Linked DNA regions of Homo sapiens: region 2 is linked to region 1. Evidence: chromatin loops called from intact Hi-C (ENCODE). Cell type or tissue: gastrocnemius medialis. All regions are shown on one strand. Each heading gives the region's core, and the rest is flanking DNA. Links, peaks and the distances in the headings are about the cores only.

Region 1 (4,384 bases), core at 188-4,187:
CCCGAGTTTCCCAGGAAATAAAGCAAATAGCACTGCAGATGCTTGGTGATATGTGGTTCATAAAAGCATTTTGCAAGCTTGCGGGTAACTGTTAGGTGTTCATCAGTAACACAGCAGAGCTGGATCAGGGCTGGATAACACATGCCATTCCCAATTAGCTAGTGTAACATCAACATTTTCCATTCAGGGAAACTTATCAAAAGCAAATGCAGCTGGGCGCGGTGGCTCATGCCTGTACCCAGCACTTTGGGAGGCTGAGGCAGGTGGATCACCTGAGGTCAGGAGTTCGAGACCAGCCTGGCCAACATGGTGAAACCCCGTCTCTACTAAAACTACAAAAATTAGCTGGGCATGGTGGCACGTACCTGTAATCCCAGCTACTCGGGAGGCTGAGGCAGGAGAATCATTTGAACCCGGGAGGTGGAGGTTGCTGTGAGCTGAGATCGTGCTGCTGCACTCCAGCCTGGGGGACACGATGAGAATCCATCTCAAAAAAAAAAAAAAAAAAAAAAAGTGAATGCGTATGCTGCGATTTATCACTGGAAAACAGACCATTTACTAACTTCACTAAGTGATATTAGGAATCAATTACTTGTTGGCCTCATCATTGAGGTCACCACAGTGACCAGGTTCTAACCCTGGAGCTTCGGGGTGCCTGGGAGGTTGTATGTACACTCCCTTAGTTCATGGTGGCTGCCAATGTGGCTCCAGAATGAGAGCTGCGAAGATCACCGTGCTTAAAATAAAAGCATAGCCGGGCACGGTGGCTCACGCCTGTAATCCCAGCACTTTGGGAGGCCGAGGTGGGCGGATCACGAGGTCAGGAGATCGAGACCATCCTGGCCAACACAGTGAAACCCCGTCTCTACTAAAAATACAAAAAAAATTTAGCTGGGCGTGATGGCGGGCGCCTGTAGTCCGAGCTACTCGGGAGGCTGAGGCAGGAGAATGGTGTGAACCCGGGAGGCGGAGCTTGTAGTGAACTGAGATCGCACCACTGCACTCCAGCCTGGGCGACAGAGTGAGACTCTGTCTCAAAAATAAATAAATAAATAAATAAATAAAAGCATGTAGCACCAGAAGTGTGAGAGATTCCAAACCATTTGCTCAGAAAGAAAGACTGGGTGGGGTGGATAAGATTCTTTTTTTTTTTTTTTCCAGACAGAGTCTCACTCTGTTGCCCAGGCTTGAATACAGTAGCACAATCGGGGCTCACTGGCACCTCCGCCTTCCAGGCTTAACCAGTCCTCCCACCTCAGCCTCTCAAGTGGCTGGGACTACAGGCACGGGACACCACACCTGGCTAATTATTTGTATTATTACTTTTTTTTTTGTAGAGACAGGGTGTCAGTATATTGTCCAGGCTGGTCTCGAACTCCTGGACTCAAACAATCCTCCCTCCTTGGCCTCCCAAGGTGCTAGGATTACAGGCCTGAGCCACTGAACTCAGCCAGGATTTTTCATTCAACCTGGCCCTTCCCATCCTGTGATGCTCCCTTAGGCCGCCTCACTCTGATCACGTGATAACAGTGAGACAATTCAGGCTCATGAATCACCCACGTCCCACGGTACCTTCAAGGTGCTTGCCCCGTTAGTAACACTCACAGAACCGGAATCTTTCTGGATGAACTTTCCCTTTGCTTCTCTAATCCACGTCCTGCATTCCTGGGCTGGAGAACTGGAATCAGAAAGTGACTGGGGGCCAAATGGAGACTGGAATAATCCCAGGAGAGGCTTGGTGTGGGGTTTCTTGGCCCTGCTGACGTTCTGAGCCAGGTACTTCTTTGCTGTGGGAGGAGCTGTCCTGCGCCTGGTAGAACGTGGACAGCATCCTGGCTTCTACCTACTGTGTCAGTAACACTCCACCCCGCAATGTGACAGCCAGGAACGTTCCCAGGCATTGCTAAATGGCCCGTGGGAAGCACAACCACCCCCCGGTTGAAAACTGCCGGCTTAAGGCAAGCACCAAGCGCCTGGCACCATCCTTTCCTTCCTAAGTACGAGAGCTCTCGCACGCCACCTTTTACTCTGGGCAGCAGGTCAGCGGTTCTTAACCGAGATCAGAGGCAAAGAACTGGTTCCCAGAGAGGCTTGGAGGAGAATTGGCAGGACGTAGCTGTTAACTGTCCGTGGAACACGAACGAGCAGAGGAAGTGAAAAAGAGCGTCAAGATTTTATGACTGACCACGTCCGCCTTCCCTCCTCACTCATTTCTCCAGGGAACTTACAGAACTGGGCTCTGTAATAAGGAGTCTTTCCCGAGTGGGGAGGGCTCCCTGAGTGATTTCATTGAAACCTACATATGTCAGCGATTCTTACAGTATCTTTCTAAAGTATTTAAATGCTGCAGAAATAATACTTAAAGTATGTGGATGTGAACAGGGACACAGGAGCTTTTGCCAATATGGTCCTGTTTGCAGCTCAGGAGCTTTAGAGACCTTCCTTCTTCCACCTCGTAATCTGTGTAGGTTCCTAACCCTGTTGGTCGGAGCAGAGATGTGTCAGGCAGCCCCCCTGGAACCTCAGGTCGCTTGTCGGGGCTCCTGGATCAGAGAGCATGAGCTGGTGCCTGGTGAGTCAGAAGCTGGATCACTCTTGGGTTGGTGTCAGCAGCCAGTTCTGGACGGCCCTCTTAAGCCGTGCTGGCCTTTCGTTCTGGCCTTTGATGTAACCCAGGGTGTGTAAGGGCTGCCTGCCCTTTACAGAGAAACAGATCTGTGCTGGGAAGTTAACAAACAGGAGGCAGGATGTGAGATGAGAGAGAAGGAACTGTCTGGTCAGTGGGGTTCACCCAAGTCTAGAGGTTCATCTGTGTGGAGGGTGGGACTTAATATAAGGCAGGAGGCTTGGGTAGAATCTGCCCCAGCCACCACCTGGCGTCTGCAGTGATAGAAAGCCTGGGAGACCTTCCACCCGGGGCCCTGGGAAGCTCCAACACTCAGCCTCCGTGTTTTCTGTGTCTTTCTCTGGCTGCAGGGATTTCCGAGGTTTCCTTTTTGTGCATCTGGACATTTTCCTTTCTCTGCTCATTTACTTATCCTACAAACACAGGCGGGATGGTGGGCCCGGCCCAGGGTCGGTGCTGGCACTGGGGTGATCACGATGTAGAGAAGGTAGTTTCGACCGGGTGCGGTGGCTCACGCCTGTCATCCCAGCACTTTGGGAGGCCGAGGCGGGCGGATCACGAGGTCAGGAAATCGAGACCATCCTGGCTAACGTGGTGAAACCCCGTCTCTACTAAAAATACAAAAAAATGATCCGGGCGTGGTGGTGGGCGCCTGTTGTCCCAGCTACTCGGGAGGCTGAGGGAGGAGAATGGCGTGAACCCGGGAGGCGGAGGTTGCAGTAAGCAGAGATCGCATCACTGCACTCCAGCCTGGGCGACAGAGCGAGACTCCGTCTCAAAAACAAACAAACAAACAAACAAAAAACCAAAAAAAAAACAAAAAAAGACAAGGTAGTTTCTGTGCTTGGGGAGCGCGAAGGCGTTAAGTCTGCGGGTGAGAGCCGAGGAGGAGCTCCCTCACCCTGCTGGCTGGATGAGAGTTCGAGGGAGATACGGTCAGGGAGTTTCCCAGTGATTCTCATCAAGGAGCTGGAGTCAGGTAAACATTGCTGGGAAGGGTGGCTGGGATAGAGGGAATCCCACGTGTGAAGGCTGGAGGAGAGGGGAATTCCGGGGAAGGGTGGATCGGATAGAGGGAATCCCATGTGTGAAGGACAGAGGAGAGGTGAGTTCTGGGGAATGGTTCCCAGGGAAGCAGCCTGAAGAATGAAGGGAGGGAGATGACTCTGGAACTCTTGCCAGTGTCCAGCTAGGAGATGACCCATGGGACGCCGTACAGGCTCTGCTGGAGCACAACACATGTCCCTGCTGTGTCCCCGGAATAGGTCATGCTCCTGTCACTCTGAAGGTCATTAGTAACAAGGCAGAACAACCACACAGGACCCCCACTTACATCTGAACAGCTTCTGCACACTCTTTGCAAGGTACATTTAAGACTTTTTTTTTTTTTTGAGTTGGAGTCTCATTCTGTCGGCTTACTGCAGCCTCCACCTCCTGGGTTCAAGCGATTCTCATGCCTCAGCCTCCCGAGTAGCTGCGATTACAGCCTCCCGCCACCACACCTGGCTAATTTTTGTATTTTTAGTAGAGATGGGGTCTTGCCATGTTGGCCAGGCTGGTCTCGAACTCCTGACCTCAGGTGTTCCACCTGCCTTGGCCTCCCAAAGTGCTGGGATTACAGGGAAGAGCCACCACGCTGGCCTGTTTAGACTTTTCAATCTTCCACGTGTTAAACTGTCTATTTTTCTCTTATTAACCACAAGTTTGGGATTCTTCAGAGGCCAAACTACTGTTCTCCCAGGCTTTGAGAAAAAACTT
Region 2 (4,384 bases), core at 295-4,294, 56 kb after region 1:
GGCTGTGGATTTTCCATCCTTTCTCCATACAGAGATATCCTGGGTTTCTTCTAATCCCTGTTCCCCTTATACACCAGGAGGTGATGGTCTCTGATGTGTGTCTTCCTCCGACTCCCCTAACAAAGGCCCGCCGGTCACATTCAGGCCCCTCTTATCCTCCCTACTGGCCTCTGTGTGTGCACGTGTGTGCACAGGTGTGTACAAAGTGTGACTCTGTTTGACGTGGCTGGGTCTTGGAGCACCCCTCACACATGATCCGGAGGCACGTTAAACGTTCAGGCCAAGAAGAACGTTTTTATCTTGAATAAAACAGATAACAGGCCCTGCGCTTTGCAGAGCTTAGGGATCTAGAGTGGACACTGGCCCTCATTGTACGGATGGATGTCAGCTGAACTGTGGGTGCCTCATCGCCTTCAAAACCTACAGAGCTTAGGGATCTAGAGTGGACACTCGCCCTCATCATACGGATGGAAGTCAGCTGAACTGTGAGTGCCTCATCGCCTTCAAAACCTACAGAGCTTAGGGATCTAGAGTGGACACTCGCCCTCATCATACGGATGGAAGTCAGCTGAACTGTGAGTGCCTCATCGCCTTCAAAACCTACAGAGCTTAGGGATCTAGAGTGGACACTCGCCCTCATCGTACGGATGGGTGTCAGCTGAACTGTGAGTGCCTCGTCGCCTTCAAAACCTACAGAGCTTAGGGATCTAGAGTGGACACTCGCCCTCATCATACAGATGGAAGTCAGCTGAACTGTGGGTGCCTTGTCGCCTTCAAAACCTACAGAGCTTAGGGATCTAGAGTGGACACTGGCCCTCATCATATGGATGGATGTCAGCTGAACTGTGAGTGCCTCATCGCCTTCAAAACCTACCGGGTGGCAGGCTTTTGTTTTTATCTTTTGTATACTTTGAATTTCATTATGAACCACAATTATTTTCTTTGCTTTAGCACCTAGAAGACTCAGCTGAATTTGTAACTACTGCCTAGGCATGGTGGCTCACGCCTGTAATCCCTGGACTTTGGGAGGCCGAGGTGGGTGGATCACCTGAGGTCAGGAGTTCGAGATCAGCCTGGCCAACATGGCGAAACCCCATCTCTACTAAAAATACAAAAATTAGCCAGGCGTGGTGGTGGTCACCTATAATCCCAGCTACTCGGGAGGCTGAGGCAGGAGAATCACTTGAACCTGGGAGGCGGAGGTTGTAGTGAGCCGAGATCACACCACTGCACTCCAGCCTGGGTGACAAGAGTGAAATTCCTCCCTAAGTGCTGGGATTACAGGCGTGAGCCACTGCGCCCGGCCGGATTTGATGTATTGAGTGCGTGCTAACCATCCCATACTCTCCGTACTGAGCTCCACGGGAAGTCACTAGGAGAGGGGCCCAGTGCTGCCCTTGAGTGGACAGGATGAGATGGACAGTTGGGCATATCTGAGGAGCGGAGTGTGATGACGTCTTCACGAACACGACAGTGTTGGTCCGAGTACGTGTCATTTCGTACGAGGGCCTGGAAGACGGACACTTGTCACTTAGAGTGGAGCTGCTGCCGCGCCCCCTCTCTGCTGCTCCATTGGGTCAGGAGGCCTTTCCACATAGAGGCATTTTCTTTCCCAGCACCTCATCATCCGTGGAGCAGAATCTTCCTCTCTGAGGTACGGAGTTCCTTCCTGGATGTGAGGGCCCGTGGGTTGCCGGTATTGCTGGTGGCCAACGCTCAGGCCAGGGGGTCACCTGAAACTAATAAGGTACCCTAGGACAGCCTTTTTTCTTTTTTTCTTTTCTTTTTTTTGAGACAGAGTCTCACTCTATCACCCAGGCTGGAGTGCAGTGGCGCAATCTCTGCTCACTACATCTGCCTTCCGGGTTCACGCCGTTCTCCTGCGTCAGCCTCCGGAGTAGCTGGGATTATAGGCACCCACCACCACACCTGGCTAACTTTTTGTATTTTTAGTAGAGACAGGGTTTCACCATGTTGGCCAGCCTGGTCTTGAGCTCCTGACCTCATGTGATCTGCCTGCCTTGGCCTCCCAAAGTGCTGGGATTACAGGCATGAGTCACCGTGCCCGGCTCTTTTTTTTTTTAGACAGAGTCTTGCTCTGTTACCCAGAGGCTGGAGTACATTGGCACAATCTTGGCTCACTGCAACCTCTGCCTCCCGGGTTCAAGCGATCTTCCTGCCTCAGCCTCCTGAGTAGCTGGGATTATAGGCACCTGCCACTACGCCCAGCTAATTTTTGTATTTTTAGTAGAGACAGAGTTTCTCCATTTGACCAGGCTGGTCTCAAACTCCTGACCTCGTGATGTGCCCGCCTTGGCCTCCCAAAGTGCTGGGATTACAGGCGTGAGCCACCGCGCCCGGCCGGCCGTAGTCTCTTAAACAAAAAAAAAATGCTGAAGTTAAATACCAAATATGCATGCACTTCTTGACACACAGAAACGTCAGTGGCATGAGTTTGATTCATACTTCTAAACTTAATTCCAGATCCTCCTAGTTTTGAAAGATGCTCACGTATTAAGGAAATCATTATATCATTCCAGGGATATCACTTTGGAAGCGCCTTCTCAGCGCTTCGAGGTTGGGCTGAGCCCCACGTGCGGCATTCCGTCCGCGTCGATGGCCCTATTTGTGGTGCCCTGTCCTTGTCCTCCAAGCCGGGGGCCGTTTCTCCTTCAGAGCCCGTCTCACTCAGTCCCTGGTTTCACTGGTATCAGTTCTGGCTTCTCTCTAGTCTTAGAAGCCAGCCACCCTCCCTAGACTGCACCATCCCTTGATGGGAGTTTGCCTTTCTTTGCCTCTGAGGATATTTAAATGTGGCCAGGCTGGGCCGAAATACCTCTGAAGGAACTGTGCATTCGTTCATAAGCTTTGTAGCGTCACAAAACTCTGACCAGTATTTTTGATTGAATTCTGAATATTTCTGAGCTTTTGTGTGATTCCGTGGTTACGGCTTCCAGTGTCATTCAGTGGACGTGTTCCAGGTGTGTGAACACACGCACACACACGCTCACACATTCACACACGCGTGCACACAACCTACACACATGCAAACACCTACATTCACATGTGCACACACACCTACAAACATGCACACCTACACTCACACATATGCACACTCACACACGCACACACCTACAGTCACACATGCACACACCTACATTCACATGTGCGCACACACCCACACACACCTACACACATGCACACACCTACACTCACACATGCACACTCGCACACACACCTACACTCACGCACACACACCTACACACATGCACACACCTACACTCACACATATGCACACTCTCACTCACGCACCCTACACTCACACACCCTACACTCACATGCAAACACCTACATTCATATGTGCACACACCTACACTCACACACACCTACAGTCACACACATGCACACTCACACACACCTACACTCACCTACACTCACACAATGCACACTCGCGCCATCACACACACGTGCACACACAGACTCACACACACACTCGCTCTGCAGGGTCCTGGCTGTTGGAGTGTCTGGTCTGCACATCCTGTGGGGCTTCTCTGGGGACGTCCTGCTCCCTGTTTGAGTCTGTCTGTGCCCTGGGGTCTCAGTCCCATCTCACTTGTTTCTCTCCCGCTGAAGAGCTTGTATAAAGATTCCTTCACAGAGCAGTGCCAGGTACACCCCCTGCCTGCACCCAAAGGGAGCCGCCTCCACCTGGCCTGTCTTTGGACTTACACTGGGGCAGTGGCTTGATCTGCTGGTCATTTTGTGGATTGAGTCATGTGAGGGCAGAGTGTTCTGACAGGCTCGGGTGAAAATGGGTAACCCAGGCCACGCGCAGTGGCTCACGCCTGTAATCCCAGCACTTTGGGAGGCCGAGGCGGGCGGATCACGAGGTCAGGAGATCGAGACCGTCCTGGCTAACACGGTGAAACCCCGTCTCTATTAAAAATACAAAAAATTAGCCAGGCGTGGTGACGGGCGCCTGTAGTCCCAGCTACTCGGGAGGCTGAGGCAGGAGAATGGCGTGAACCCGGGAGACGGAGCTTGCAGTGAGCCGAGATCTTGCCACTGCACTCCAGCCTGGGCGACAGAGCGAGACTCCGTCTCAAAAAAAAAAAAAAAAAAAAAAAAAGCAGAACTGGGTAACCGCACAACCCGGAGTCCTATAAGCATCTTGGGGTTTTGAGAATCACCCTGCCGAGTGAAGGGGGCCTGCCAAATGCTGCCAGTGCGTTGAGGTGTCTGGGGGGCGGTACGGGTGGGGGAGTCGGGGCCTCGAGGCTGTGCCCTTGAGCTGTCCATCTCACAGGGTGGCGGCCTCTGCCGTGGTCTTGATGATGAGTTTGGGCCCCAGGCCGGCCTGGCCAAAGTCCCACTGCCGCTGACA

The links. Hi-C counts contacts between places; a loop is a spot of excess contacts. Peaks named below come from ENCODE experiments on the same cell type or tissue, not always from the same donor. Only the 100,000 strongest peaks of a DNase experiment are listed, where the experiment ranks them.
Region 2: it touches region 1 in a loop (6-fold over the local background); 8 of 110 quality-filtered maps call a loop at or near these places.

What each region holds. Positions count from the first base shown.
Region 1 is chr17:867,529-871,912 of GRCh38, reverse strand. The region is part of intron 1 of NXN (nucleoredoxin); the gene reads left to right. Among named protein-coding and RNA genes, the nearest start is that of MRM3, 87 kb to the right of the region's middle. RefSeq lists an enhancer at 417-1,244. In gastrocnemius medialis, for the core only: no CTCF peak of the experiment used is centred there; DNase peaks (open chromatin) are centred at 1,522, 1,882, 2,622 and 3,837; H3K4me3 peaks cover 1,913 bases; H3K27ac peaks cover 3,737 bases.
Region 2 is chr17:811,666-816,049 of GRCh38, reverse strand. The region is part of intron 5 of NXN (nucleoredoxin); the gene reads left to right. Among named protein-coding and RNA genes, the nearest start is that of MRM3, 32 kb to the right of the region's middle. In gastrocnemius medialis, for the core only: no CTCF peak of the experiment used is centred there; DNase peaks (open chromatin) are centred at 1,519 and 2,049; H3K27ac peaks cover 2,109 bases.